2 separate regions of the Mus musculus genome follow, and region 2 is linked to region 1. Evidence: chromatin loops called from intact Hi-C (ENCODE). Cell type or tissue: heart. All regions are shown on one strand. Each heading gives the region's core, and the rest is flanking DNA. Links, peaks and the distances in the headings are about the cores only. Region 1 overlaps Slc9a1 (solute carrier family 9 (sodium/hydrogen exchanger), member 1). Region 2 holds the start of Slc9a1 (solute carrier family 9 (sodium/hydrogen exchanger), member 1).

Region 1 (14,784 bases), core at 2,285-10,284:
TCTAGAGCTTAGTTCAGGTGTGAATGCCCCAGACAGTGAGGCTGCACCTGAGCTGCCTGGCATCAGCTCTGTCCTCTCACTCTTTCCTGCCTGTTGCCCCTTCTTTCCAGGCCTGGAACATCTCCCCTCCCCCAAAGCTGGTTTCTGGCAGAGCTCTCTAGGGCTAGACTTGATTAGACTGAGAGCAGCCGTGCCAGTCAGTCCCTCAGAAACTGAAGGAATAGGTTTTGGGCCTGCCTGAGCCTCCCTCTACCAAGGGCATAGGTTCTTGACCTGCATCCCAGTAGAGATTGTGCCCACCATGTGCAGGCTGTGGCCCATTCCAGGGCCTCCAGCTCCACAGCATGTGAGCCTGGCTGCCCATTGTAACCAGGCAGCTTGTTTAAATGGAGATTTCTCGGTCCTACTTGGTGGATCCCAGGTCACATATGACCTGGCCCCAGTTACTTTCAGAGATTGACTGGTCCTGTCCTGGTTTACTGTCTAAACTTGTGCTGAAGGAGAGTACCACAGGGAGTCCCAATCATGCTGAGTGCTTTACTTAGTTCTTATGACAGCCCTGTGATGTGAGCACCCCAATTGTCCCCCACCTTGTGGAAAACTGAAGCACGGGAAAATGAGGCCATGTGTGCAAAGGATTGTAGCTTTAAGAGTGTATGTTGATTACCAGCAGGGGGTGCTGCAGGCCCCCAGTGTGCTCCTCTAGCACGTGCCGCTCCGTAAGCCCCAGGCTAGGTTCTACACACTTAGCACTTAGCTGCCTTGAGGTCTGAATCCATGGTTGTGAATTGTGGAAGGACAGTGTCAGGGAGCCATGGGGCCAGGGCCCTGCCCTCCTGCCTACCAGCCTGTGTGCTCTCCCCAGGTCCTCTATCACCTCTTTGAGGAATTTGCCAGCTATGACTCTGTGGGCATCTCGGACATCTTCCTCGGCTTCCTGAGCTTCTTCGTGGTGGCCCTCGGTGGGGTGTTTGTGGGCGTGGTCTACGGGGTAATCGCAGCTTTCACCTCCCGATTTACCTCTCACATCCGGGTCATCGAGCCGCTCTTCGTCTTCCTCTACAGCTACATGGCTTACCTGTCAGCTGAGCTCTTCCACCTGTCCGGAATCATGGCGTGAGTCGGAGTGGCAGGTGACGGGCTTGGTGGGGTAGTTACTTACCATGGAGTCTCCGGATCTCTGTGGTCACGAAGGAGCGCCCCAGCACCTGAGGCTCCAGGCTTGCATGGTAGACGCTGACGTGGCCCAGGTCATTAGAGGCCTTCCATAAGAAGCCACTTCCATTGGACTCCTGGGATTCAGGAATCTGAACATTATGGGCAGAATCTACTACTACCCTAGGAAACTGAGCTGGAAGTCTTAGGTCTCAGTCCTACTTCCTCCCATTTTCTTAAAGATGGAAGCCGACAAGGCTCCCCAGAAGGGCTCACCAGGCATCTTCCACGCCTGAATCTCAGAGGCCCCTGAGAAGAGTCAGTGAGGCACAAGGAAAGTAGAAGTGTGCAGGCCAACCTAGACCGGGGACTCTGGGAAGCGGGGAAGGAGCCAGCACAGCTCCCTAGAGGAACCCTGTGTGTTGGGAACTTTATACTGGGAAGGGGTGAACCCAAAAGACCACAGAGTGTGGCCCTGGCTGTCGGGGCAGACGCAGTGTGCACAGTGGAGGTGACTTAATTCTTCTAAAACTCCCGTGTCTCGTCTGAATTTGCTGGCCCTGTGTACTTGGTGTGAGGATCAAGGGAAAACCATGGGCGTTTGGCCCTCACAGTTGTCCAGTGAGCTAGTGCTTGCTCAGCCTGGACTGTCAGCCTGTAACCTTGCACCCCGTTCTTCTTCACCCCAAGCCTCATCGCCTCAGGAGTAGTGATGCGCCCCTATGTGGAGGCCAACATCTCCCACAAATCCCACACCACCATCAAGTACTTCCTGAAGATGTGGAGCAGCGTCAGTGAGACCCTCATCTTCATCTTCCTCGGCGTCTCCACTGTGGCCGGCTCCCACCAGTGGAACTGGACCTTCGTCATCAGCACCCTGCTCTTCTGCCTCATCGCCCGGGTGCTGGGTAAGGGCCAGGCCCAGGCCAGGGAGGGGAGAGAGAGAGAGAGAGGGAGAGAGAGAGAGAGAGAGAGAGAGAGAGAGAGAGAGAGAGAGAGAGAGAGAGAGAAACAGTATACACGTGACTGTAGGGAGAGGAGCTGGGCTATGGAGTAGCTATGTGTAATATAGTGTGGGGCTAGGTTGTGGGTTTGTAAGTGTGTTGATGTTTCTAAGAGCTGCACTGTGTCTGTGTGTAGTACTGTTTGTGTCTACGTAGTAATGTGTCTAAGAGCTGGGCTGTATTGTATGGTATCATATCATATGTAGAGAGGATAGGCTGAGTGCCCACTACGGTGTATTGAGGGGCTGGCCTGTGGGGTCTCTATAGTACAGTGTGTGGAGGAACTAAGTGCGGGTGTCTAGTACAGTGTGTCGGGGTGTCTGTAGTATAGCATATGGAGGGGCTGGTGAGATATGTAGAGTGCAGTATGTCCCTGTCCCTGTCCCTTCTGAATGGCTCTGGGTGCTCCCATTGCTTCTCTGCAACGCTGACACCATTTGAGAGCATTAGGGAGAAGCCGCATGCCTGCCTCCTGCTCACGTGGAGGCTCCGCAGACACTGTCGCAGAAAGTTATGGTGAAGGGCCTCTAGACTCTCCAAAAGCCTGGTGGCTCTCAGGTCCTCAACCCAGCCTGGAACCCTGAGCCAAGTGTTCTGTTGTCATGGCGCACGTGTCCAAAGCTACCAGGCTAGTGTCACCCATGGAATCGGGTCTGTGGGCTCTGCCCTTGTGCTAGATTCTCCTGGCCTCCATGGCCAGGCCGCTGCTGCATTCTCTATCTTACTCCCTTTTCCGCACACGTGCACTTAGGAGCCAGAGGTCCACCGTATGTTCCCCCATCCACAGTTTTTAAGGTTTGTTTGTTTGTTTGTTTAGGGTTGTTAGTTGTTTGTGACGGGATCTTACTATACAGATCAGGCTGGCCTAGAACTCTTGGTGATTCTTTTGCCTCAGCCTCCCAAGTGCTGGGATCTCAGCTGTGAACTGCCCAGATCCAGGGCAAGCACTCTCTGCATCCCTCCTCACAGCCTACACTTCGAAACAGTGGTTCACTATGAACAATTCCCAGTCTCTAGAAAAGTAGAGACAATAGGGTAATTATTTCCCACCTGTTTTAATAAGTTCAAACTCAGTACCAGGATTGTTTCCTCCAGTCCCTTGACCTGTACCCCGTGAAGGCCTCTGGGATATTCAGAACAAATGCAGGTTGAGGAACCCTTTAAAGACCTACCAAGGTTTTGGATGAGTGAGCTGGAGTTCCTGGGCTGCGGGACCCAGGAACCGAGTGAGCTGGTTGGACGGTTGGACGTAGTGGGAGGAGCTTCCTGGACCGCCTGACCTCTCCTCCGCCTGCTCCCTGGCAGGTGTCCTGGTCCTGACCTGGTTCATCAACAAGTTCCGCATTGTCAAGCTGACCCCCAAGGACCAGTTCATCATTGCCTATGGGGGCCTGCGAGGGGCCATCGCCTTCTCGCTGGGCTACCTCCTGGACAAGAAGCACTTCCCCATGTGTGACCTGTTCCTCACCGCCATCATCACCGTCATCTTTTTCACCGTCTTTGTGCAGGTGCTGGGCCTGGGGTGGGCAGACCCCTGCCTGGGGGCCCCGACTTTTGTGGTAGAAAAAAAAAAGGCTGTGGGCATGCTGTCACTAGCTTGCCGCATGACTTTGGGCAAGCCGTCCCCCTTTGAGGCCTCAGTTCTCAGCTGTGACAATGAGAAGTCAATCAGTATATGAAGTGACGAATGTTGCCCAACTTGAGTAAGAGCCACTGGAGTGACGTGGGTAGCAGCCGGCAGGCCCAAGATCTACTGCCCCATCATGGTAGGGCTGAGTGGCATCATGGTTTAGCATCTGCAGCAGTTCAGCATAGGCGGCCGGACAGTCTCCTGAGTCAGGAAGGCCTGGACTCAGCCTAACGTTCTACTAGCTGTTTCCTGGGAAGGCGTGCCTGTCTGCAGTGAGGAGTCGGGGCTAGCTGGTTACAGCCCCTACAGCCTGCTGGCCCATGACTTCTGGGCTTTAAATGACCCAGGCTTAGCAGGCTTCCGCCCTGTCTCTAGCTGTCCACGAGGGAGGCCTGTGTGTGATAGTGCATACTGCTGACCCTCGGCTGACTGGCCCAGAGCAGGTGAGAGGCTGTTGGGCCTCTGTTTCTCTCCCATCCTCTACCTCCCACCCTGGGCACAAGCACTCATGGTGTGAGGTGCGACACACCTCTGCCTTCTCATGAGAAAAGACATGGGGAGACCTCTTGGAAGGGGGTGCAGTTCCTGTCCTTTTGCAGGAGAGAGCTCCTCCATGCCCTCCTGCGCTATCCTCAGAAACCCTGCTTCCCCTCAGCTTTGCTGTGGGTGTTCCATGGGTGACAGTACCATCACGGTGACCCAGCCAGCCTGACTCGGGGTCTGCTGCTTCTGTGGGGCCATAGGGAATCACTCAGCCCCGCTGCCACTCAGTTTCCACAGCTGTAAAATGGGAGCATCTCTCAGGGATAGTGCAGATACTGAGGCACAGATACTAGTCAATCGTGGAGAGTCTGACGGAGGCAGGGCAGAGGGGCTCCGTCTACAGGGCCTGACCCCAGCAGTGAGGCTGGGAGCATCTCTCAGGGATAGTGCAGATACTGAGGCACAGATACTAGTCAATCGTGGAGAGTCTGACGGAGGCAGGGCAGAGGGGCTCCGTCTACAGGGCCTGACCCCAGCAGTGAGGCTTGGTCCACTGGCTGACCTATCAGGAAGAAGTGGCCTTTAAAGGCCTGCCTTGCTTTGCATGCTGAGGTAGGGAGACTGAGAACCTCAAAGGGGAGACCCTCCTTGCCTGGGGGTGGGGGGCCTTCGAGGAGAAGGGTGGTTCCTCCACCTCTCTGTCAGGAGAGCAGAACCAGATTGTCTGACACCCACCTGCCCTCCAGGGCATGACCATTCGGCCCCTGGTCGACCTGTTGGCCGTGAAGAAAAAGCAAGAAACAAAGCGCTCCATCAACGAGGAGATCCACACACAGGTACCGGGGGCTGGGCTGGGCCTTGGGTTGCAGAGGTTTGTGGAGCCGAGGCAGAGCTGGGCCTTAAGCCCGCCTTCCCTTATCTCAGTGCCAGGTTGTCTTGGCCCCTTGGGCCCCCTTCCAGGCTCTAGCTGAAGGGACAGTGTGGTGTGAGCGCTTGGGAGCCCAGGAGGCTCTGTCATTAGGTTCAAGTGGGTTCTGAGAAGGGGACTCACCAGAGTGTGGCCTGGGCTTCAGGAGGAGTAACGGGAAGGCGCCACCTCCTGGCTCTTCCTGGAACTGTAGGGGGCAGGCTAAGCGGAGCCATAGTTGGGGAAAAGGTGGGTGGAGTGGGGAAGGAGGCCAGCAGTAAGGCTTGACCTGGCCCTGGGCCCATTTCAGTTCCTGGACCACCTTCTGACAGGCATCGAGGACATCTGTGGTCATTATGGCCACCATCACTGGAAGGACAAGTAGGTGAAGGTCTGGTGGGCAGGAGGGTGGGAAGGACATTTAAGGGTCCTTGGGGAACGTCCTCGTGCCTAGGAACTAGCCCCCTCCGTCTCCCTCGTCCCACAGGCTCAACCGTTTTAATAAGAAGTATGTGAAGAAGTGCCTGATAGCAGGAGAGCGCTCCAAAGAGCCCCAGCTCATTGCCTTCTACCACAAGATGGAGATGAAGCAGGCCATTGAGCTGGTGGAGAGCGGAGGCATGGGCAAGATCCCATCTGCTGTCTCCACTGTCTCTATGCAGTGAGTACCACTGGCAGATCTGGGCAGCATCTCTACCCCATGCTAGCTCCCTCAGCCTAGCCTGAGATGGACTCCAGGGCTACGCTGTTGCCTAGCTGGTCAAGTTGGGCTTGAGGTCCTTGCGGCCATTCTAAGGACTTGGGACATTGGCAACCCACCCCTGGGCTTTTGACCCCAGCATGGCCTTGTGCTGTCAAAGAGAGACCTAACCTGTGTTCTGTTGTCCCAGGAACATCCACCCCAAGGCTGTGACTTCAGACCGCATCTTGCCAGCACTGTCCAAGGACAAGGAGGAAGAGATCCGCAAAATCTTGAGGAGCAATCTGCAGAAAACCCGGCAACGGGTGAGGTCCCGTCTCAGCCTGGCCCTCCTTAGCTTCTCTCCTGTGTGCACCCTCGGCACCTCCTCCGCCCTTCTCCTGCCTCCCACACCGCCAGAGCCTCTCTGGCTCTGGCCTCCCAGCCTGGATTCTGAGCCCTCTCCTGCTCTGATGGCTGTTCCCCCCTCAGCTGCGGTCCTATAACAGACACACGCTGGTGGCCGACCCCTACGAGGAAGCCTGGAACCAGATGCTGCTCCGGAGGCAGAAGGCCCGGCAGCTGGAGCAGAAGGTGCGTTGCCGGGCTCTGTCCAGCTCCTCTTCGGGCACGCACCGAGCTACTTTAGAAACAGACAGGGAGGTTTGTTAACGGGGTAAGAGTTTGGGCTTTATCCTAGAGGAGTGACTGTCGGGGAAAGAGAAAGGAGTGAGCGTGAGGGACACAGGAAGGGACACTAGTAAGACGTGGTGACTGGGTTACCAGTTTGAAGTGGGGCCACTGGGGAGGTAGAGGTCCAGCGTGGCCAAGAAGGAGCACCGTGTGCTGAAAAGCAAGGCGCTGAGCTCAGTCTCGGTGCGCTGGGTTTGCGACACCCAGGGTGCACAGGACTTAGGTATGCTGCCTGGGTTGGTTTTTGTTTTTATTGTTATTGTTCTATTTTTGTTTTAATCTGAAACCTTGGGGATCAGGTGTGGGGTGGAGGCAAAGCTAGAGAAGAATCGATGTGTCTGAGATTCTCAGAAAGCTAGCACGGCTTTCTGGGAGCCTGGGACAAGGCCCTGGAAGGCCCTGAAGCGCCGGTGTGGGTGGCCAGCACACTCTCAGTGAGAGCCTGCTGCCTGCGTGTCTGGCAGAGGACTTCTGCCAGCCCACCGTCCACTCAACCTGTCCTCTCTCTCTGTCAGATCACCAACTACCTGACAGTACCGGCCCACAAGCTGGACTCGCCCACCCTGTCTCGGGCCCGCATAGGCTCAGGTAAAGAGCTAAAGAAGGGCCCTCAGGCGGGACAGGCCTCAGAGAGGCAACGGGAAGTTAGTTTTTCCCCAGGAGCTTCATTTGTATCTAGAGGGCTGGGTGTGTTAACAGAGAGGGCAGCATAGCCTACCTGTCAAACCCGGGCACAAAGGGACTGCCTGGGTTCAGGATGGGGACTGTGATGGAGCTGTGACACAGAGCACCATGGCAGGGATGGAGAGGCAGTGGGAGTCCTTGTCCAGGGGGAAGAGCATCTGGTAACAGAGCGGTCACTCAGGAAACTGTGGATCCCAGAGACATGATTGCCTTCATTGGAAGGTCTGAGGGACACTAGCACAGGCTGAGGGCTGTTGAGGTGTGGCCATCCCATCAGGGCTCAGGGACAGAACCTGTCTATGCTCTCAATCCACAGACCCACTGGCCTATGAACCCAAGGCAGACCTGCCTGTCATCACCATTGACCCGGCCTCCCCACAGTCCCCTGAGTCTGTGGACCTGGTGAACGAGGAGTTGAAGGGCAAGGTCCTAGGGCTAAACCGGGGTCCCAGGGTGACTCCGGAGGAGGAGGAGGAAGATGAGGACGGCATCATCATGATTCGGAGCAAGGAGCCCTCATCCCCAGGCACCGACGACGTCTTCACCCCTGGATCAAGTGACAGCCCCAGCTCCCAGAGAATACAACGCTGCCTCAGTGACCCAGGCCCCCACCCTGAGCCTGGGGAGGGAGAGCCTTTCATCCCCAAAGGACAGTAGAGCCAGGCTAGTGGGTGTCCCACAGACTCTCCCACGAGAGTGGGGGCTGGGCGCTCCTCTTGTCTCCTGACCTGGATTGGCTCTGCCCCCTTCCTCCGCATGGCAGCTGGGCCCACAGCCCCCACTGCAGCACGGCTTGCCCCTGCCTCCTGGGAAGGGTCCTCTCCTACAGAACTGCCTTCCCAATCCATCCATTTGGCGGACGGCTGGGCTGCTGAGGCAGGCCCCGCCCCATCTCTAGATCCAGGCTCTCCCATAGTGGAACCAGGGCTCCTCAAGGCCCTCCTTCCCTCCAGCCCCTCCTCATCCAGACCAACTCTCCATCCTTGATCATCATTTCTAACCAAAGAGCCACTGGCTCCACTGTGGTCCCAGCAGGAAAGGAGGGAGCTGAGCCTTCCGTGGCCGTGACTGGGCCCCTGTATCAGAGGACAGCAGGCCTGTGGCTGGGAAACAGACCCGTGACCCATAGCAGAGCTGCCCACGGCAGCGCCACGGTTCTCCCGCTAGCCTCGGTGCTCTGGCCACCACCCGAGCTGTCCTTACTCAGAGCTGCGGGCTGAGGGCGTCTCTGAGCTTCTCTGCTGGGCGCTGGGGCACATTCGACAGTGACATGATTGGGGTGATGAGGACCACTGGGCCTTAGTGGGGCTTACACGGGAGGGACTGTCCGAGGCGCTGGAAAGTGTCCTCTACTTACACTTGGCTTATTTGCACCTCACTGTAAGTATGATTCTGTTTGCACAGAGGCACTCTTGTTTTCAGACCCTTTGAGTCCCCCATGCCAGTCAGAGCTCTGCCCTTTCCCCCTCGTCCTTCCTCGTGTCTAACACCGTCCCTTAAATGGAACCTCTGCTGCTGGGGGCCCTTGCCCACAGCACCGATTCTGATGTGGCCCAACCTGTCATGACTCAAGCTCACCAGCAGGGGGCCTCCTGGTACCTCCTTTGCTCTTGGGCCTGCTTTTACTTCTGTTGGCCAGTTCTACCACCACCCCTTATCTGGACCACTCTCTTTCCTGCATTCTGTAGAGTAGAAAGTACTGGACCCCCTAGAGGCCTTTGCTCACAGGCACACACTCCCTACCGCCACCATGGCTGGGGCCAAGCCCATGGGTATCTGCCCAACCCCTGGGCACTCCCTCCCCAGGATCGTGCAATAATAGTCAGAGGGTCCCTCCCAGGGGATGGGGCCATGGGTGCATGGCCCAGCTGTCTCCTCTCCATGCAAGTGCTGTTTTGGGCAGGAGTTGCCAGGCAGGGTGACATCGACAACCATGTACAAAGCCACCGCAGCTGCTGCCGCTCTGCCGCCTGTACAAAGGAAACTGAACCTTTTTCATATTCTAATAAATCAATGTGAGTTTTTGATAAGAGTCCAGGGCTGCTTCCTGGGCCTGGGGGACTTCAGGAAGGAGGGCGTCAGAGGAACTCAACTCAAAGACTGAAACAGAAACATTGTTACCACCAGCTGCTGTGTGGTCCAGTGTGCAGATGCTGGAGTTACACTGTGATATGTCTCTCCATGTGCTGGGGCCGCAGCTTGGTGCTAAAAAGCCTCGGTGGTCACACAGTCGGAAAACCCCTAGTTTGTGAATGGTGAGCATAGTAGGCAGGTGCTGTCAGGAAGACTCCTGACTATGGCATGCCCAACTGCCACCTGCAGAGGCCAGTCGGAGAAGGGATCAGATACATCCAAATATAACAGTCCTAACACGTGCAGGCCTGAGAAAGCCCACTATGGGACATCCCTCCTTTGGAATTCCTCCATTTTCCTTAATTAGGTCGATGTTTAATGAGCCAGCGTGTCTGACTCAGTAACGTAGGAGGGAAGGACAAACCTTGTAGTTTATGGTTGGGGGTCTAAGGGCAGTACAAAGTCTCTAAGCTGTGTCCTCACCTGGGAATTAGAGACTTCCCTGTTGGAAGAAGGGGTCCCTGTATAAAGAAGAGATGGGAACTGAGGTGCAATTCCAGTACCAGACCACCAGAGGGCAGTGAAGTCTCAGTACTGTCTAAGAGGCTCTGCCCAGCCTGGGACCTGGACTCAGAGCTGACTTGTCTTAGGATATCTGAATTGGGCCATGGCAAAAGAATTATAGGCGAGAACCACACTGTGCATTCCTGTATTGATGTCCCAGCAGGAAACAGCTGGAACACTCAAAGGGTATGGGCAATGTTGGATGAGGACCAGTGACCCCTACTCCTCAGCAAGAGCACAGGGCTTCTGCCCAGTCCCCCTCGGAGGCAGAAGTAGGAGGGTTCTTTGGGGCCAACCTGGGGGTTCCATGGGCGCTCTATCTCAAAGATAGCAATAATAAAAAGCTTTAGAGCTGAAAGGGTGAAGGCTGTGCCTCTGGAAGGTGTTGTCCCACCATGGCTGTGGCCACAGATAATGGCACTGCTCCCTGTGGGTTAGAATTTTCATTCAGATTTTCCTGACTGGGATGGCTCAGTGGTTAACCACTGCACACACATGCACATAACTGCATACAGGCATTTACATATACATACAATAAAATAATTCTTGCCTGATTCCAACCCGTCTTTCTGCCTGTCCCCGTTGAATAGGAGGGCTTAGTTTCCTTCTGATAACCCAACCAGATTGTCCTGTAGCCGATGCCCTTGACCCTCTTCCTGCCTTTTGGGGAAACCACATACAGAATCCAGCATGACCACAAATCGAGGGACTAAAAGCAGAGCTCAGGGCCTAACACTTGCAACAGCAGGCGCTTCACCTGCGGAGCCCTCTCCTTTTAAAGCCTCCTGACTAGTTAGTGTGCGTGCTTGGGTTCAGAGGCCCAGCATTCAGTGAGAGCTGACCTAGGGGGGTGCTGCTGTAGGCTCAGTGCCGGGGAGGCAGAGATGACGGCAGGAGCCCGCCCGGGGCCTTGCTAGGCAGCCATTTCAGCCGAGTCAGCAAGCTCTGCTCAGCAAGAGTCCCTCTCCCAGAAAGTGGACATGGGGGAGCGAGATGCGGTGGGGCTCACCCTTAACCCCAGCACTTGGGAGGCAGAGGCAGGAGGACCTGAGTGTAAGGCCAGCCTGGTCTACACAGTGAGTTCTAGGACAGCCAGAGTGAGACCCTAATAGTGAAGAATGGTGAGAATCTAACTAATAACGAAAAGCAGAATACTGGTGACGGCTTAGTGGTAAGGGCATTTGTCACCAAGCCTGATGGCTTGAGTTTGATCCATGGGGCTCACATGGTGGAAGAAGAAATTTGATTTTCTTTCTTTTTATTTATTCACTTTACATTCTGCTCACTGTCCCCCACCCCCACCCCCAATTCCACAACCCTATCCCTGTCCTCCCTCTCCTTCTCCTCTTTAGCAGGTGGGGGCCCCCTGGGCATACCCCCACCCTGGCACATCTCTGTGAGGCTAGGTTCATCCTCTCCCACTGAGGCCAGACCAGGCAGCCCAGCTAGAACATATCTACCTACCTACGTACAGGCAACAGCTTTTGGGATTGCCCGCACTTCAGTTGTTCAGGACCCACATGAAGACCAAACTGCACATCTGCTACATATGAGCAGGGAGGCCTAGGTCCAGCCTGTGTGTGTATGTGTGTGCTCTTTGGTAGTTCAGTCTCTGAGAGCCCCAGGGGTCCAGGTTAGTTGACTGTGTTGGTCTTCCTGTGGAATTTCAGTCCCCTTGGGGGACCTAATCCTTCTACCGATTCTTCCAAAGGAGTCCCTGAGCTCCATCCACTGTTTGGCTGTGGTCTCTGCATCCATCTGAGTCAGCTGCTGGGGTGGGGGTGGGGGGGGCTCTCAAAGGACAGCCGTGCTAGGCTCCTGTCTACAAGTATAACAGAGGATCATTAATAGTGTCAGGGATTGGTGCTTGCCCATGGGATGGGTCTCAAGTTGGGCCAGTGACTGGTTGGCCGTTCCCTCAGTCTCCGCTCCATCCCCCCTCCCTGCAGTTCTTGTAAATTGTGGGTTGAAAGTTTTGTGGGTGGGTTGGTGTCCCTATCGCTCCACTGGGGTTCCTGCCTGGCTACAGGAAGTGGCCTCTTCAGGTTCCATGTCCCCAGTGCTGTGAGTCACAGCTAAGGTCACCCCCATTGAGAACTGATTTCCTAACAAGTAGTCCTCTGTTGTGTTCCAGAGCCCAGCATCCACACGAAGAGCTGGCCCAGAAGTGTGCTACTGTAATCTCGCTGAAGGGAGGTCAAGACAGGAAGATCAGGAAATGTGTCCTGTGGCATGCATGTGCACGCACACACAAGGATGTACTAACTATAATTTTAAAAATCTGAATAAATATCAATATGAAGATAAGCTTTAAGGGACTGCAGAGATGGCTCCGCAGTTAAGACCACTGGCTGCTCTTCAAGAGGACCAGGGTTCAATTCCCAGAGCCCACATAGCAGCTCACAACTGTCTGTAACTCCAGGTCCAGGGGTTCCATCAGACATAGATGCAGGCAAAACACCAATGAACATCAAATAAAGATAAATCTTTTTTTTTTTTAATTAAAAAAGAAGCATAAAATTTGAAGGTGATAAAAAGGTGATAAGGAAACCACCCAGTGTGAGCCTCTGGCCTCCTTGCACACACCCATATTTAATACGGACACACAGACACACAGAAAGTTTTTTAAAAGGTAGGGAGATTAGCCTGAATATCGTCTGAAATACCTTTGTAATTAATATAATCACCAAGTTGTTTTGTTTTGTTTTAAGAATTATTTTTTGGGCTGGTGAGAGGGCTCAGTGGCTAAGAGCACTGACTGTTCTTCCGGAGGTCATAAGTTTAAAAGCCGGCAACCACATGGTGGCTCACAACCGTCCATAATCAGAAACAAATAAAGAACCTATGGGCCAGAGCAAGACCTCTGAAGTCAGTGCTCATAGCCACTGCGCCATCTCTCCAGCCCCCATCACCAAGGGTTCTGCACGCTGGGCAGGAGGATGTTATAGATATGGCTCAATTAAGTGTTCTTCCTTTTCTTGCAGAAGACCAGAGAGGTTGGTTCACAGCACCCATACCGGTACCCCCAACCCCAGGGATGTTGACACTGTTTTCTAGCCTCAGGCACCTAAGTACATGTGCATATACATAATGCTGCCCCCTCACACACACACACACACACACACACACACTCAGGTGTGAGCCGGAGAGAATCGCTGCAGCAGTGAGTGTGGCCCCAGGAGAATTTGAAGCAGCTGCTCGTGCAGTTTCCTGTGCTTTCTGGGCTTGTCCAGACCTGACGTCGCAGTTGCTGTTTAATCCTAGAGTGCCAGCATGTGTGTCCGGTTTTATGAGAAGGTCAGATACTCTCTGGTCAGTTCTGGTTGCTGAGGTCTCGTGGTGTCCCACAGTCAGGCATTTGGCCCCCATCGTGTCCAGTGTGAGCCAAGTCACTGCCATGGTTTAATACAGCACCCGGAGGGTCTGTAGTACCACGAATCTAGTATTGGAGCTTGTCCACCCAGCATCTCTCTGTGCCATGGCCTCGTCTCACTCCTGCTCGCGTGTCTGGGCAGCATCCTCCGCTGCCAGCACCTGCTTGGGGCCTCTCTTCCCCAAGACTCCTCAAGTCACATTGTTATAGAGTTCATAGAAATGGCTTCAGGGGCACAGGTGGATGTGGTGTGTACTGAACCCCAAATCTCAAGTCCCATGAAGTCTCACCCTTTGCCTTTTTCTTTAACGAAGGTCATGTAACACATTTGGCCACCTGCCTCTCCTCTCAGAGGCAAGATCTTGACAGGCCCTGGACCACTGGGTCCCCCAGAAGCCTCACTGACATGACCGCCCCCGAATTTTTTGGTGAGACTTGCTCTCCTTCTTTTATTGATTTTTTTTTTACTAGTTATACTGTGTTTTTATTTACGTTGCATGCATGGGTGTGTGTGCGTGTGGAGGTCAGAGGACAACTTGCGGGAGTCAGTTCTCTCCTTCCACCGTGTAGGTCCTAAGGATCAAACTCAGTCAGCCATCCCTCTGGCCCACTCCCTTTTGCAAACATTCCTAATGTAGACACAACATCCCACTCACCGGGCCCTGAAGCGGAAACTTCTGGTTTCTTTGGAAAGTCGGTTACGTCAAATGATGCTTTGCTGGGCCCACAGGTGAAAGGATGATTTGCTAAAGACGACAGGAAAGAATGGTGTCCTGAAGCAGACACAGGTGAAAGGATGTTTTGTTGATGAAGCAGATGTGTGAAGTCATGTTTTGCTGAAGCAGACACAGGTGACAGTGTAGTGCCAGGGAAATGTCAGTGATGTCCCAAAACATAGACAGGAGCCAATCTGATGCAGCTCACAGCAGGGTCTTCATTCTATTCGAGCTAGCTCGGGCCCCTGCAACACAACACTGTCAGGAAGGACAGTTTTGGTGGTGGTGGAGCCTCGAATGTCTATCAGGGCAAACTTTATAGTAAGCAGCAAGCAGGGAGTACATGTGCAAGCATCTAATTGGAAAGCTGCTGCGGCCTTTACCATAATTGGCTGGAGCTGGGAGTCAGATCATAAACTTCTGTTCCCCTCTGCACTGGTGGTCGATAGGCAGGGGTGGACTTGTAACCTGGGGTGCAGGTTTGTTGGGGGAATAACCTGGAGGGGCTGGTCTTATTGAGGGTGTAACCTGGAAACACTGGTTTTGTTGGTGATTAGCCTAGAGAGTGGAGCTAGGCTCCGGTTCTAGGCAACTTGGAAACTAATGCTAGGTACCAGCCTGTTAGTTTACCTGAGCTCAAAGTTAGGTCACTTTCTCGAAAATGGAGTCTGAACTTAAAAGATTTGGCCTCATAAAAGAAAATTTTGCTAAAGCAGACATGTAAAAGGATGCATGGTGTTAAGGAATATAAATATAACTCAACAGGCAGTGGACAACACTGGATGGTATTGGTACACCTTGCCCTTCCTCACTGGTCACTGTT
Region 2 (14,784 bases), core at 2,785-10,784, 51 kb before region 1:
TTTTTAGTTTTCGAAACAAGGTTTCTCTGTGTTGCCCTGGCTATCCTGGAACTCACTTTGTAGACCAGGCTGGCCTCGAACTCAGAAATCTGCCTGCCTCTGCCTCCCAAGTGCTGGGATTGATGGTATGTGCCACCACTGCCAGGCTTCTGGTTCCTTCTCATTCTTTGGCTCGTTCTGTCTTCACCTGTTGTCTAGCTTGTGCTCTCTGCAGCCTGCCTTTGTACAACTGTCCTGGTAAAATTGTTTCCTCTCCTTGCTCTGCAGTGCCCCTCAGGTAGCTTCCCTTTTCTCTCTCCTGAGGTGAGATAGGTGGGTCCTATTTTGTCAAATCTTTCTCTGATTCCTTACTTTGTCTGTCACTCAATTAGACAACACTTTCAAACAAGGATGCTTCCTTCTATAAACTAACTGTACCTTCATTGTTTGGGATTAAAGGTGTGTGCTAAGGGCTGAGCCACACCACAACTAGAAACAGGGTTTTTCAGTAAATAGCACAATTTCAGGGTTCACAGTGTGATCAAATATCCTGCAACAGTTCAGTGGATAACATGTTTGCTGTGACCTTCATTCAGGTTTCAGCATCCGTGTAAAAGCCAGGCATGTAAAAGCCAGGCACGGTATTGTGTATATCTGTAACCCCAATTTTGTGTGTGTGTGTGTGTGTGTGTGTGTGTGTGTGTGTGTGTATGTGTGTAAGAAAATTATATCAGCCAGGCAATGGTGGCACATGCATTTAATCCCAGCATCAGGGAGGCAGAGGCAGGTATATCTCTGAGTTCAAGGCCAGCCTGGTCTCCAGAGCAATTTCCAGGACAGCCAGGACTACAGGGAGAAGCCCTGTCTTAAAAAAGGAAAAAAAAAATATGTGTATATGTGTGTGTTTGTGTGTAGGTGTGTGCATTAGAGTGTGAGAGCAGGTACCCTTGGAGTCTGAAAAAACACACTGAATCTCTTAGAGCTAGATCTACAGACAGTTGTGAGTGACCAGGCACGGGGCTGGGAATCAAACCGGGGTCCTATGCAAGAGCAGCATTGACTCTTAACCACATAGCCAGTCCTCCAGCCCTCCTTGTTCCCTCTTGATCTATTTGTAATATAGTGTCTTACTATATGTTAACTAGGCTGGCTTCGAACCCATGAAAAGCCTCCTGCCTCAGCCTCCTTTTAGTTTTTGCAAGCATCCTACAAGGCTGACAATATGACATCATCCATTTGAGAGATACATGCATCTATACTAACGCACTGAGAGTCAGAAGCAAACATGAGTTACCCGTGATGCACAGCGGTCGAGTGGATCCTTTGTCAGCACCATACATTGTTATCTAAGGCAATGCCCCAGCTAGCAATTCCATAGGACTCACAGCATTTGTAGGGAGAGGATTCAGTGTGTGCTTTAGGTAGCAGATGTGTCCTGTGCAGGAAGAAATAGCGCACAGTGCACACAGGAAAGGCCTATAGACACTTCTTCTGAGTCAAGAGCAATGCTATGATAACAAGTGAGGATTTTGTTTGTTTGTTTTTTGTTTTTTCGAGACAGGGTTTCTCTGTGTAACCCAGGCTGTCCTGGAACTCACTCTGTAGACCAGGCTAGCCTCGAACTCAGAAATCTGCCTGCCTCTGCCTCCCAAGTGCTGACAAGTGAGGATTTTTAAAAAAACAAATACAGCAGTTTATATAATTGTGGTGCTAGGACTGAACCAAGAGTCTTGTGCAAGCTAGGTAAACTGTCCTATTGGACATTTTAACAGAATCTTTTTTTCTTTTGTCTTTTCTTTTCTTTCTTTCTTCTTTCTTTTTTTCTTTTTTTTTTTAAATTCTTTTTTTTTTTTTTTTTTTTTTTTTGGCTTTTCGAGACAGGGTTTCTCTGTATGTATAGCCCTGGCTGTACTGGAACTCACTTTGTAGACCAGGCTGGCCTCGAACTCAGAAATCCGCCTGCCTCTGCCTCCCAAGTGCTGGGATTAAAGGCGTGCGCCACCACGCCCGGCTTCTTTCTTTCTTTCTTTCTTTCTTTCTTTCTTTCTTTCTTTCTTTCTTTCTGTCTGTCTGTCTGTCTGTCTGTCTTTCTTTCTTTCTTTCTTTCTTTCTTTCTTTCTTTCTTTCTTTCTTTCTTTCTTTCTTTCTGAGACAGGGTTTCTCTGTGTAGCCTAGACCAGGCTAGCCTTGAACTCAGAACTCAGAGACCTACCTGTCTCTGTCTCCCAAGTGCTGGGATTAAAGGTATGAGCCGCCATCACCCAGCTAAATGGATGGTCTTTAACAAGATAAAGCTTATTTAGAAGTATTAGATTCAAAGCACGAGGCTGCAGTGATGGAACCAATCTGTGCAGGGCTCTTCTTTCTAGCCTATCCATCATCTCTGTGACTTTGTGGGCCAATTCAAAGGGTCCTTGAATCAAGGCTTCACCTGTAATATGAACACTCAGAAGGTTGAGGCAGGAGGACCATAAGTTTGATATTAACTTGGGCTACCTTAGAGAAGTCCTAGCTCAAAAAAAAAAAAAAAAAAATCAAAGTCAAACACAGTGGTGCATACATGTGAGCCTAGCATTCGTGTCTCTCTCTCTCTCTCTCTCTCTCTCTCTCTCTCTCTCTCTCTCTGTGTGTGTGTGTGTGTGTGTGAAATTGCAATTTCAAGGTCATTTCAGTTATTTAGTTTGAAAGCCAGTATTTGAGAGGAAGGCAGGAGGCCTGAAGAGATGGCTCAGTTGGTTAAGAACACTGGTTTCTCTTCCAGAGGTCCTGAGTTCAATTCCCAACAACCACATGGTGGCTCACAACCATCTGTAATGGGATCTGATGCCCTCTTCTGGTGTGTCTGAAGACAGCCACAGTGTAGTCATATACATAAAATAAATAAATCTTTAAAAGAAGAGAGATAGAGGAAGGCAGGAGTATAAATTTACAAGTGATTATGACACGGTATCAAAACAAACCCAAACAGACATGAAAGTCTAAGTTTAAGACTTCAAGATACCCGCAAGAAAGGTTGACAATGACAAATTCAGGTGGTGCCTGCTGGGCGCTGCTCTAAAGCTTTATTTATGTACATTCCCTAATATTCTGACTACAGCACCACAAGGTTGGCCCTGTTGCTTTATGGTGGAAGAACTTGGAACAGAGACTGATTACTCCAGGTCTCACGCCTGTGGTGGTGCTGGGACAGGGTCTAGACAGTGGCCATCTGTGTTAGGCAGCCCTGAAGCCTCCTGGGACTGTGCCCTAGCTACAAGCTAGGATTATTTCCTGATACTGTTAAGTTTTTATAACCTTCTCCATGTCCTGTAGGACCTCCACCAGGGGTGGTATTTCCTGGTTCTTCTCCGATCTGTTCTCTCTGGAGCTGGCACCAAAGACTTACTGAGGGCTGGAGGGGGTGGGGTGGGGGTGGGGAACACCAGTGACTGCCAGTGGCCTCAAGGCTTGGGAGTAAAGTGCCTACACTAGCCCTGCCCTTCCTCTCCCTTTAGTAATCCGTACTGAGTCTGCAGTGTAGATTAAAGCCTGGCTTTAAATGTTAGCACTGCTTCCCCACAGCTATGTGATCTTAGGCAAACAGCTTCAAGAATCCAAACCTTGGTGCTTTATCTGTCAAGTGAGAATGGGAATAATCACTACTGCATCCTGATTCTCTGTTATACGGCATAGCAGTTGGTTTTCAGTTCTCAGTGACTCCACAAGGCATTGTTGATTCTGATCCTCTGGGGTTTTAGTTATTGAGAACGGAACACAGTGCATTTTATATGCTAGGCAAGCACTCCAGTGCTGAGCTATGTTCCCACCACCTTATTTTATTATCATTATTATTAATATTATAGATTTATGTATTTATTTTATGTATATGAGTACACTGTCGCTGTCTTTAGACTCACCAGAAGAGGGCATCAGATCCCATTACAGATGGTTGTGAGCCATCCATGTGGTTGCTGGGAATTGAACTCAGGACCTCTGGAAGAGCAGTCAGTGCTCTTAACCTCTGAGCCCAGTCCTGCATTATCTTTTATATCATTTTATTTTGAGGCAAGCTCTCCAAAGTTGATCATGCTAGCTTTGAGCTCACTCTGTAGACCTTGCAGGGTTTGAACTTTCCATCCTCTTGACTCAGTCTCCTGAGAAGTCTCATCTCAATGCCAGATGGCAAGCCTGGCTTGTTCTGATCTGTGACCTAGAAGTCATTCCCTTTTCTCACCTCCATTGGAGCTACTGTTTGTCTTTCATCTGTTCTCAGTATTGTCTTAAAGTGTTGGGGATCGAACCCGGGGTGTTGCTCATGCTAGGACAGCTGCTCCATGATAGTCTCCGAATCCCATAACACACCCCTCATGTGTGTATGGGTATGGTATATGCATAGTGTGTTGTGTTGTGTGCAAGTGCATCAGCCTTGTACAGGCAGACGCCAAACTAGGAATCATGTTTCCTGTGACCTTTCCTTAGTCTCTCAAGATGGAGTCTCTCACTGAACCTGGAGCCAGGCTGGTGGGCAGCAAGCCCTAGCAATCTTTTTTGTCTCCATTCTCCAAGGTACGAGGGTTAAAGGTATGTGGGCATACTTGGCTTTCTTGTTCTTTTCTTTTAACTCTGAGAGCTGGGGATTTATTTGAATGATGGTCCTTAGCCACTAAAGCATCTTTCCAGGTCTGTTTCTGAATCTTCTCTTTCTTTCTTTCTTTCTTTCTTTCTTTCTTTCTTTCTTTCTTTCTTTTCTTTTCTTTTCTTCTTTCTTTCTTTCTTTCTTTCTTTCTTTCTTTCTTTCTTTCTTTCTTTCTTTCTTTCTTTCTTTCTTTTTCTTTTTTTTTTTTTCCGGTCACCTCCCAGTGTCTGAATCTATTCCTGGAAAAACGTGGCAAGGTTCAGAAAAGTCAGAAATGTTTTACACTTGGTTGTCATATCACACTCTTGTTACTTGAAAACACCTTTTTCCAGATGGAAAGTACACAAACTCTGAAGGCATGGTGAACTCCCACAACATAACTGCCTCTGAGTAACTGGGTATGGACCACCCAGTGAAGGAACAGGACACTCCCAGAGCTGGGAAGCTCACCTTGAGCTCTGGAGCTGACCCTAATCACCATTCACAGTCCCACTCCACGCCTCATGCCTATGTCCCTAGCTCAGCAGAAATCCTTGTCAAGAAAGTTCTGAAGAGATTTGTCAAACGAAAACAAACCCCTCTAACAGCCCCTTGAACAAATCACCTTGGATTTCTCGGCTTTAATTAACCTTTCCATGAAACAGGATGGCATTTGAAATGATTTAAAAACTTCTCAGTCTGGGCTCAGCGGTGGTGTGCTTACCTAGCACGCACAGGGTTCTGTGTTCAGATCCTACTTCTGAGGGGGGGGGGAAGAGTTCTCATGATTGCACCATGTAGACACAATGTCTCGACCTTTCTGAACTCTAATCAATATCATTCATTCAAATTCCAGTTCCGGCTGTGTGTGGTGGTGCATACCAGTAATCCCACTTGAGAGGGAGAGGCAGGAGGATTGCCAAAAATTAGAAGCCAGCTGGGCTACATTGTAAGAATGTAGCCTTTCGCACAAAACAGAACATGCCCCTTCTGGAAGCTGTTTTCTGTCTGCAGATAATAAAAATCCTTCTTTTCTCTTTAAACCAGACAGACAGACAGACAGATAGACAGACAGACAAAAACAATACCCAGCCTCTTACTTTTTGGTTGTTTCACTACTGTTATGAGTTGAAACACGCCCTTTCAAAAGAAGCTGAAGTCCTACCCCTGCCCACCCCTCAGTGCCCGAGAATGTGGCTTTATTTAGATGAGGGGTTTTGTTGTTGTTGTTGTTGTTTTAAATCTCTTTGAGACAGGGTCTCCCTACTGACCTCAGCCTGGTCTAGAACTCACTTTGTTACACAAGCTGACGTTGAGTTAAAAATTCCTCTTTCTTTAGTTTCCCAAATGCTGGAATTACAGTTTCCCACCGTTCGTGGCTCAGATTGGGTTTTTGAAGTTGATCAAGGTAAGGTACGCCATTAGGGCCAATTCCTAATTCAATTTGCTTGGAGTCCTTTTAAAGGGGGAAATTTGGACCTAAAGACGGATACAGGGAGGCTGGGGTTATGCCGCCACAGTCAAGGGAAGCCAATACATTGCCATCAAAGCACCTGTGGCTGGGATGCAGGAACGGATTTCAGCTCACACGGTCCTCAGCACAGGTCAATGCTTGGGAACATACAGAGTGCAGATTTCTAGCCCATTTCATTCATTCATTTAACTTTATTTTGTGACACTGGGCATAGGAACCAATGGTAGACAAGCACTCTACCTCTGAACCACGATCCCATCCCTTTCATTCTAAACATTTCTCATAGATCACCTCATTTAACCATCTTGTTATCCTTTTGTTATAGCTATCCATCTCCACCTTACAGTTGAGAAAGCTGTGAAACAGAGAGGCTAAATAACTTGTTCAAAGTCACATGCTAACAAGAAAACACTTTGTAGATAGTACAGTATGTCACTCGTGTTAGATTGTACTTTTTTTTTTTTTTTTTTTTTTCCAATTTAGGTCTCGGCTTCCTCTTCTTACGTGACACTTCCTTCCCTGGGCGACAGGGGCCGCTGCACCGCGCGGGCGCTGACAGGTCTCTCTAGCTTGCTGCGCCTGCTACTCGTTGGTGCCTATAAATGGCTGCGCTGTGCTCAGCGAGGCATCAGTCCGCTACCGCGGGACCCGGGGCTGTGTCAGGTCTGGAAGTGGAGCTGGAGCTGACCGAAGGAGCTGCCGCTGGGCCGGGGTGGAACACAGCTCTGCACCGGGGTCTTAAGGAGGGGTGTGTTGCTGCTGGCTCACTGCGAGCCGCCTCCAGCCTGCGCCGAGGCACCTTCCCGCCAGGCCGTCTGCCTCTGTCTTCCGCCTCCCTCCATTTCCCCGGAATCTCAGCCCGGCGCGGCTGGACCCTGGCTCTCCTGTGGGTGGGAAAGCCCCAGCCTTTTTCCTGCTATACTCCTTTATCCCAGGCTGGCCTTCCAGCCTTCTCTCGCCTTTCCCTGCGGAGTGGGTCTCACCCTTTTCCGTCTTTAGCCCAGGCTCCTTACCCCTCCCCTTTAGCCGAGTTCCAGCACCCTGGTGATTTTCCTTAGCCAAAGGTCCTATCCTTCTTCCTCCTTTCCCTTGCCCGTGGTCCAGCCTATCCGGCCCTTCCCCTCTCTTCAGGACGCAGTTTCCCCGATTTCCTTCTCTCAGCCTGAAGTTCTAGATCCTTTCGGTTTCCTCCTTAGTCCCTCCAAGGTACTTAACCCCTTTTTGCAGTTTGGACTTTGAGATTGTGAATCTCTAGAAAACGAAAATACTTCTCTAAAACATGAACTTTTCCTAGAGATTGCCCCAGTCTCACCCCATCTGCAGGACTCCTTGCTACCTATGTCCCAGGTCTTACACGCACTTCGCTAAGGGCTGAGGCCTCCTAGGCTGGGGGATCAGTATGATGCTTCGGTGGTCCGGCGTCTGGGGATTTCATCCACCTCGGATCTTCCCCTCCTTGCTGGTGGTGGTTGCCTTGGTGGGACTGCTACCTGTTCTCAGGAGCCACGGCCTCCAGCACAGCCCTACTGCCAGCACCATCAGAGGTTCTGAACCACCCCGGGAACGCTCAATTGGGGATGTCACCACGGCACCATCAGAGCCTCTCCATCGCCCAGATGACCACAATTTGACCAACTTAATCATTGAACATGGCGGTAAGCCATCTCGGAAGGCCTTCCCAGTCCTGGACATTGACTACCCTCACGTGCGCACACCCTTTGAGATCTCCCTCTGGATTCTCCTGGCCTGCCTCATGAAGATAGGTAAGTGCATGATGGTGCTGTTGCTGCCACCACCAGATAGGTGAGCTTCTTGCCCCACTTGTTACCAGGTTCTGCTTCTCAGGCTCTGAATGAACCACTTCTGCAACGCGGGCGGGCAGCCTCTCCCTCCTTTTTGTTGGTCCTTAAACTCCAGCTCTGGCCTGTGAGCTGGCATTATGTAGCAGGAGGGAGGGTCAGGAGCGTGCACGAGATGGGATGCTTCTGATATTGGTTTCAGAAAAGCTGCCAAGGCTTGGCTGGTCTCCTACAGCTGGGATGGGACCTAGAGAGGAGGCAGGTGCTTAGCTATGTGTAAGACAGGAATATCCTTTAGCAAGTGGCCCTTTCTGTCCTGTCAACAGGAATCAGTACGGATTTATTACATTCTTTGTGAAAGGGTGTTTTAGGACTTGGCCTGTCTAAGGATTTTGCGTAGAGTAAGGAACTAGGTACAAGGCACTTAGGTGTGTGGTAGAACACAGGGATCCCCAGAGACTTATTTACCTTCATCCCCAGAGTGATACCTCTCAGCTTTGCCTGCCAAGGCCAGTCAGAAGCCCCTGAGTCAGGTCCCAGTCCAGAAATGCCAACCGTTATCCAGTTCATAGGAATGGCTACAGCCAGCCATTTGGGGATGGCAAGAAAGTAGAGGAGGTTGAGGTTTGGTTCAGGTTTGTACCCAACTGACTAGAGACGGGGACCACCCATTGAAGGCAAAGAGATAGAGAAGAGCTGGGTCTAAAGAGATTTTAAAATATTCTTTTTGGAAGAATGACATGAAAATGCTGTTCCTTCTCCAAGGGTTGGGGTTCCTGCCCAGCCTGAGCACCCTGTTCTGCTGGGTGATTGGTGGGGTTCTCCCGAGGCTGCATAGCCCAGAAGTTCCTGGAGATGGTATCTAGGGGGCTTTTCAAGCTACCTTAAGTTTTCCAGCCCACTTTCAGCGAACTGAAAGTGGGAGCCACCGGGTCTCTCTCTGCTTCCCTCTTTGCTTGAGATTTGGGTTTTGAGGAGTTAGAGACTCTGGGCAGGAAGTCTCGCAGCTTCTTTTCCCAAGGACACCAAACTGGTGTGAGGCTGGCCCTGTGGCATGCTGCAGGAACTAACCAGTACCTCTGTTTTGATAGATCCAGGAGCTGGCTTCCTGGTATGGGGCTTTGGTGCTGAGGTGGTTACAGTGGCCGAGTTAGGGCATGGAGCTGGGCCATCAGCACCTACACCCTGATGGCAGCCAGCTTCCTGGGGGGGAAAAAAAAATCAAGGTCTGAGCAAGGGGAACCGTGGATACAGATTCAAACCTAAATGCATGACCTTGAACAGCTGAGTGTCTTCCTGAAGGTCTTTCTTGTGAAATAAGCATCGGAATTGCTATTTGACTATATCGATTGACTCATGACACCGTGTGTCTGTATTTGTTGTAAGACCCTGAAGTGACCATAATATGTCATTTGTCTGTAGGAGGCGAGGGAGAGACTGGAGAGACTTCATAAGTGCTGCCTGTAAATTAACACCTCCCTCAGCCCCGTGGTGTCCCAGTCCTGGGAGCTGGCACACACACTGCAGACCTGTGTCTGCTGTTAGTCAGTACACTAGCATGACCAGAAAGACCCCACTCTGGGAAGTCCCAACTTTGTTCCTGCAGACCTGATAGCTCTTGTCCTAATGTGTGCTGGCTGGCCCTGACCTGCTTTGTCAACAGACCCTGGGCCACTGGATACCATAGACGGTGCCGGCAAGGATATCAGTCAGGAAACTGAGTTCTCCTCCCCCCCTCCCCCCATGACCTTGACCAATCATGTCTCCTTAGCCTGCTGATCTTCAGGATCCTTTCCAGGTCTGACATTTCTGTTGTTGCTCCGATTCTGGAAACCCCGGTTAAGCTTTTGAAACTCGGACCTCAGTTTTCCTTCTGTAAAATGGGGAGGCTGAATCTGATCCCCCATGCAATCCCAAAGGCCTGTGTGTCTGGCTTGGAAAGGCGTTTTTTCTGCTTCTGAAAATGGGGGCCTTGGCACCTGGCCGTTCTGGGGCTAAAGAGTAGAGGGAATGGGGACGAAGGACCTCAAAGCGCTGTGCAGATGGCAGCCATGAAACTCCACTCTCCACCTGCGCCTTTGAGTTAAGGTTAGATGTGAGGTCGCTGTGTAGAATGCACCACCCACCCACCGGTTCACATTCTCTGAGCCTCTTTATCAGAAAATGAGAAGTGCAGGCTGGTGTGTAGTTCAGAGGTAGAGGACATTCGCAAAGTACAAGGTTCAAAAGTGTGTGAGTGCTAGCAGTGTGATGCATACAGTGCATAAAGTTGGCTTGCTGCACATGAGAGAGCAGGGTGAGGAGCCGCCACCTACGGCAGAATCCTACCTCCTATATTCTCTGAGATTGGAGCGCTACGCTATTCACTATTCCTTAGCCCTGGTCCACCGTCTGTCTTTCCTTAAGGTTTCAGATCTGTTTATCTGACTTATTCTGTCTGTCTGTCTGTCTGTGTGTGTCAGGGTTTCTCTGTGTGGCCTATCCTATCTTTTCTCTTGAGCTGCCTCCTTTTGGTGGTTGTCGGAAGATTCGGGGTGGTGCCTTGATAACAGGCTGGAGGGCTGGGGCAGTGAACTCTGCACTGTCTGCTGTCCAAGAGCTAGAGACTTTATTTCAGGGTCTTGGCTGTTTTCTCATTGTCCCAGAGAGGGTAGGGGTTTGGTGGAGCCCCCATCCCTTCTGCTGTGGCAGCTCCTTGCCACGCACGGTACTCCTCAGCTAAGAACAGAGAGTGCAGTGTGCAGTCTTCTTTCCCATCCTAGTTGTGTGCCAAAATCCAAAGGAGGATCTTGTGGAGATTGACATGGGAGAGACAAAGCAAGAGTTAATGCTCTAGAGTAATTGATGCCTCTGGACTGGGGAGGTGACCTCAGGCAAATCACCTCCCTTCTCCAGACACTGTTTCTCTCTTTTAGTCGAGGATTCTTTCCTCTTCTTGGTGGGAGGAGAATTAGTAGTTTAAGAGGGACTTAAATTATTGAGAGAACCAGAGCTGGGCATGTAGCTTAGTTGGTAGAGTGCTTGCCCACCATGCATGAGGCCCTGGGTTTGATTCCATATACCACATAAAAAAAGGACGGTTGATGTCAGTAAGCTTAGGACTTGGGAGGTAGAGGCAGGAAGATCAGAAGCTCAAGGCTGGCCACCCTCAGTTACAGAGTGAGTTTGAGGCCAGCCTGAGATACACGAGGCCCTGTCTCAAATAAGTAAATAATAAATAAATGTATGAATAAATGAATAATTGAGAGTTGTCCTGAACCCTTTGGGGTTGGGCCATTCTCTGCCTCCTTCCTGTACTGTGGTTTGGCTCTCGCATGAATTCTGCTTTGTCCCAGTTCACCTGACTCTCAGGCAGTGCATGTTCTCACTCAGGGAGAGCGCCTGTAACCAGCTCACCACTGGCAGCACCCCTGGTGTTTGCCCATATTCCTGACCTGGAATGCCTGGCAAGGCCCAGAAGCCTCCTATAAAGCAGGTATTCATCTTGTCTCCTGATTAGGGACAAAAAAGGCTTCTTTTGTCCCTTTAGATCTTATGACATTTCAGTTTTGGTCTTTGGTATATGCTGCTATTTCCTCCCTAGAACAAGTTTAGTTTATAGAGGGATAGATAGATAGTTTTTTATTGTTGTTGTTGGCTTTTTGTTTGTTTGTTTGTTTTTATTTTTATTTTTATTTTTTTGAGATAGGGTTTCTCTGTGTAGCTCTGGCTGTCCTGGAACTCGCTTTATAAACTGGGCTGGCCTTGAACTCAGAGATCCACTTGCTTCTGCCTCCCAAAGGTGTGGACCACCACAGCCCAGAGAGATACAGGATATTGTTTCTGCCCACTTCATGTAAGCAGTCATGACCCTGCCTGGTGGTCTGTTAAAGCAGGACCCAAACCTACCTTTTCTACTTCTCAAAAGGAAAGAAACAGCTTAAAGGTCACCTTGAAGCTGTCTCTATCCCAGATGCCACTCCAAAAAGAAAAGGATACCTTTTCCTCCCGGGAAAACCAGCTGCCTGACTGTGGGATGCTCTCAGGGACGTCAGCCAGCACGTGGGAAGGCCTGCGGTAGGGGCTTCCAGTTGTGCAGGGGCCTTGGAGGCCTGGGCTGCTCATATGGCCTGGACTTGATTCAGCTCCTCACCTGAGGTTCACCTTTCCTCTCAGCCCCAGGCAGCCTAGTCCGGCACATGCAGCCCAGCTCTAAGGAAAGCCCTGGTGGACACCTTGGTCTCTGTCCTTGACGCTCCCTTTGGTACATTTCTCTGGACTTGCCTTGCCTTGTTAGTGAAGTGAGGATACTATCTCCATCTTCTGAGTCTGAGGTAGAGATTGATGGGTGTGTGTGTGTGTGTGTGTGTGTGTGTGTGTGTGTGTGTGTGTGTGTGTTTGTGTGTGCGCGCGCGCGAGCGTGCGTGTGCATGCGTGTGTGCATGTGCCTGGCTCACTGGTGGCTTTTAGAGTTCATTAGCTTTCCCCCACTCTGTTACTCATCTAGGTTACTATACCAGAAATATCATATATAATCACTGCATGAGGAGAAACGTTTATTTTGGTTCACAGTTTTGGGGGCTCTGGGCCATGATTACATGGCCTGTTGTTTGCCTAGCGATGAGGTGACACCTGATGGCAGAAGTATGTAGTGAGGTACTGTCCTCCCTTCAAGGATATGCCATTAGACATAAAGACCTATTAGGCTTCTCAAATTCCCACAACTTCCCGATAGTGCCATTGGACCGTTGGGGACTATTCTAGATCTAGGGTTCTTTTCTTAGCACACTTCAGCCTGCTGCTCTCTCCTCTCCTGACCCTTCTCCCCATACTGTTTGTCCACAGCCTGGGCATTCTGTCTAGCCTGCCCTATGCCATCGCTTCTGTTATTGGGGTGTATGTTCTAATAATAATTACCATTTATCCAGTATCTACAGCGCAGTGTCAGGGACTTTATAAAAGTAATCTTTTAATCCCCACCAAAGTCTTGTGAGATAAAGGCTCCCTCTGTACCGTAGATGAGGAAACGGCTCAGGGGTTCTCTTCGGTGCGATGGTGAATTGCCCTTTATCTTCTGTTGGCGGCTTGGCATAGTCTCCTGGGGGAGGGGGTGCAGCTGCATCGCCTACCTCTCTCATTGCCCTGCTTGGAGTGGTGCCCAGCCCCCCCCTGCTTCTGCAGTCCACTAGGACTCCATCCGAGGGGCGTGCCTACCTGAGAGAGAGCTATAGGTGTTTTGGGCCTGGCTTTGGGCCTGTCCTTAAGAGTCTCTGAGCCTGTGTGAAAGCACACAGATCCTGTGGTAGCCTGAGCCTGTTCCTTGTTCTCAGGTAGTTTCCTACCTGGCACCTCTCTTAGCAGTCTGACAGACCTCCCTTCTCTCCTTTAAGAGCAAGACAATTGAAAGGGGATTTTCTTTAGCCAGAGGGGGGTGGCTAGCTTTGTGACTGTGACCTCCTGCCCTTGAGGAAGAATGTACCAGCCTGCTCTTGGTTGTCCTCAGGGCCCTGTGGCATCCTCTGAGAGGCATTTTCGGTGATGGGAGCAGGTGGCAGAGTTTTCTTTAGCTCTGGAAGCAGAAGTAGTAGTTCTTAGTAGTGCTGTGGTTTGTTTCCAGATCACTTGCATATACAATACTTAACTTTATTTTCTTTTATAGCTTAAGAACACTAAGTAGGATTGTGATCTGCCTGAGGTGGGGGGAAGGACACAATTCTTGGACTGCTAGCCATGGTGCTGTCTGTCTTCTTTCCTGCCTGGCCAGCAAACTGTGATTCTTTTTTTGTTTTATTTTTGTTTTTTTGTTTTTTGAAAAAAAAAATTTTTTTTTCCTGAGACAGGGTTTCTCTGTATAGCCCTGGCTGTCCTGGAACTCACTCTGTAGACCAGGCTGGCCTCGAACTCAGAAATCCGCCTGCCCCTGCCTCCCAAGTGCTGCGATTAAAGGTGTGCACCACCACTGCTTTGTGGCTTTGTTTTTGTTCTTAATTAACAGGGGGTTTCACTCTGTAGCTCTGGCTGGCCTCAGAGAGGTCTGTGGTCTGTGGCCTCTGCCTCCTGAGTACTTGGGTTAAAGTTGTATCCCTCCACCCCCAGCCATACTGAATGTTAGTAAAGATCCAGCTGGGCGGTGGTGACAGTGGCAGCGGTAGCAGTGGTGGTCTTGCAGGCCTTTAACTCCAGCAATCAGGAGGGAGGCAGAGACAGGCAGATGACTCCATAGTAACTTCCAGTACAGCCAGACTTTGTCTCAAGAAAGATTCAAAGTGGTGCTTTAAGAGAGAAAATGGGCTGGTGAGATGGCTCAGCCGGTAAGAGCACCGGACTGCTCTTCTGAAGGTCCGGAGTTCAAATCCCAGCAACCACATGGTGGCTCACAACCGTCCGTAATGTGATCTGACTCCCTCCTCTGGAGTGTTTGAAGACAACTACAGTGTACTTACATATAACCAATAAATAAATCTTTAAAAAAAAAAGAAAGAAAAAAAAAAGAGAGAGAAAATGATGGGACGCACCCACATCGGTAACCTGGGTGGTTGTTAAGAGGGACAGTGTCTCTCCCATGGGAAAGGAGGGCTGTAGGAGCTGGGCGGCCAGAGCTCTGGTCACTCAGCAAGGTTCTCAGCATCCTCTCATGCACCCATGTGGCTGTGAAGTCAGAGGGAGGCTTGCCTCCTCACCTCCTAGTGTGTGGAGCAGCAAACCTTAGAAATGAAGTAGGAGTGTTCTTTTTGTCAGCGTGTGGGAGGCTCTCCTCCACCCCAACCCGAGGAGAGGGGAAGGAGAGAAGCAACTGTCAGTGGGAACTCCGAGGAAGCAAGGAGAGTGAGGAGGGCTGACCTCAGATCTCAGGTGTTCTGCTTCTTTTGCTGTGGGGATTGAACCTGGGGCCTTGCCCACCTCCCACCCCCAGCTCTGGTCTTCTCTGACCTTGTGGCTGTAGATAAGGCAGACCTCTC

What was found. Peaks named below come from ENCODE experiments on the same cell type or tissue, not always from the same donor. Only the 100,000 strongest peaks of a DNase experiment are listed, where the experiment ranks them.
Region 2: it touches region 1 in a loop (4-fold over the local background); 10 of 42 quality-filtered maps call a loop at or near these places.

What each region holds. Positions count from the first base shown.
Region 1 is chr4:133,414,436-133,429,219 of GRCm38, forward strand. Slc9a1 (solute carrier family 9 (sodium/hydrogen exchanger), member 1) reads left to right here. Exons shown (of 12, transcript NM_016981.3): 3 at 866-1,116; 4 at 1,846-2,063; 5 at 3,465-3,667; 6 at 5,019-5,108; 7 at 5,490-5,560; 8 at 5,667-5,840; 9 at 6,070-6,184; 10 at 6,351-6,452; 11 at 7,067-7,139; 12 at 7,552-9,267. The coding sequence ends at 7,892. Among named protein-coding and RNA genes, the nearest start is that of 1700091J24Rik, 13 kb to the right of the region's middle. In heart, for the core only: CTCF peaks have their summits at 5,380 (motif pointing left), 8,816 (motif pointing right), 9,018 and 9,876 (motif pointing right); DNase peaks (open chromatin) are centred at 5,396, 8,326, 8,896, 9,876 and 1 weaker place; H3K27ac peaks cover 386 bases.
Region 2 is chr4:133,363,098-133,377,881 of GRCm38, forward strand. Slc9a1 (solute carrier family 9 (sodium/hydrogen exchanger), member 1) reads left to right here and starts at 6,638. Exons shown (of 12, transcript NM_016981.3): 1 at 6,638-7,810. The coding sequence starts at 7,447. Mir5122 (microRNA 5122) reads left to right here and starts at 6,679; the gene lies at 6,679-6,767. In heart, for the core only: a CTCF peak has its summit at 3,868 (motif pointing right); DNase peaks (open chromatin) are centred at 6,664, 7,754 and 8,724; H3K4me3 peaks cover 4,358 bases; H3K27ac peaks cover 4,177 bases.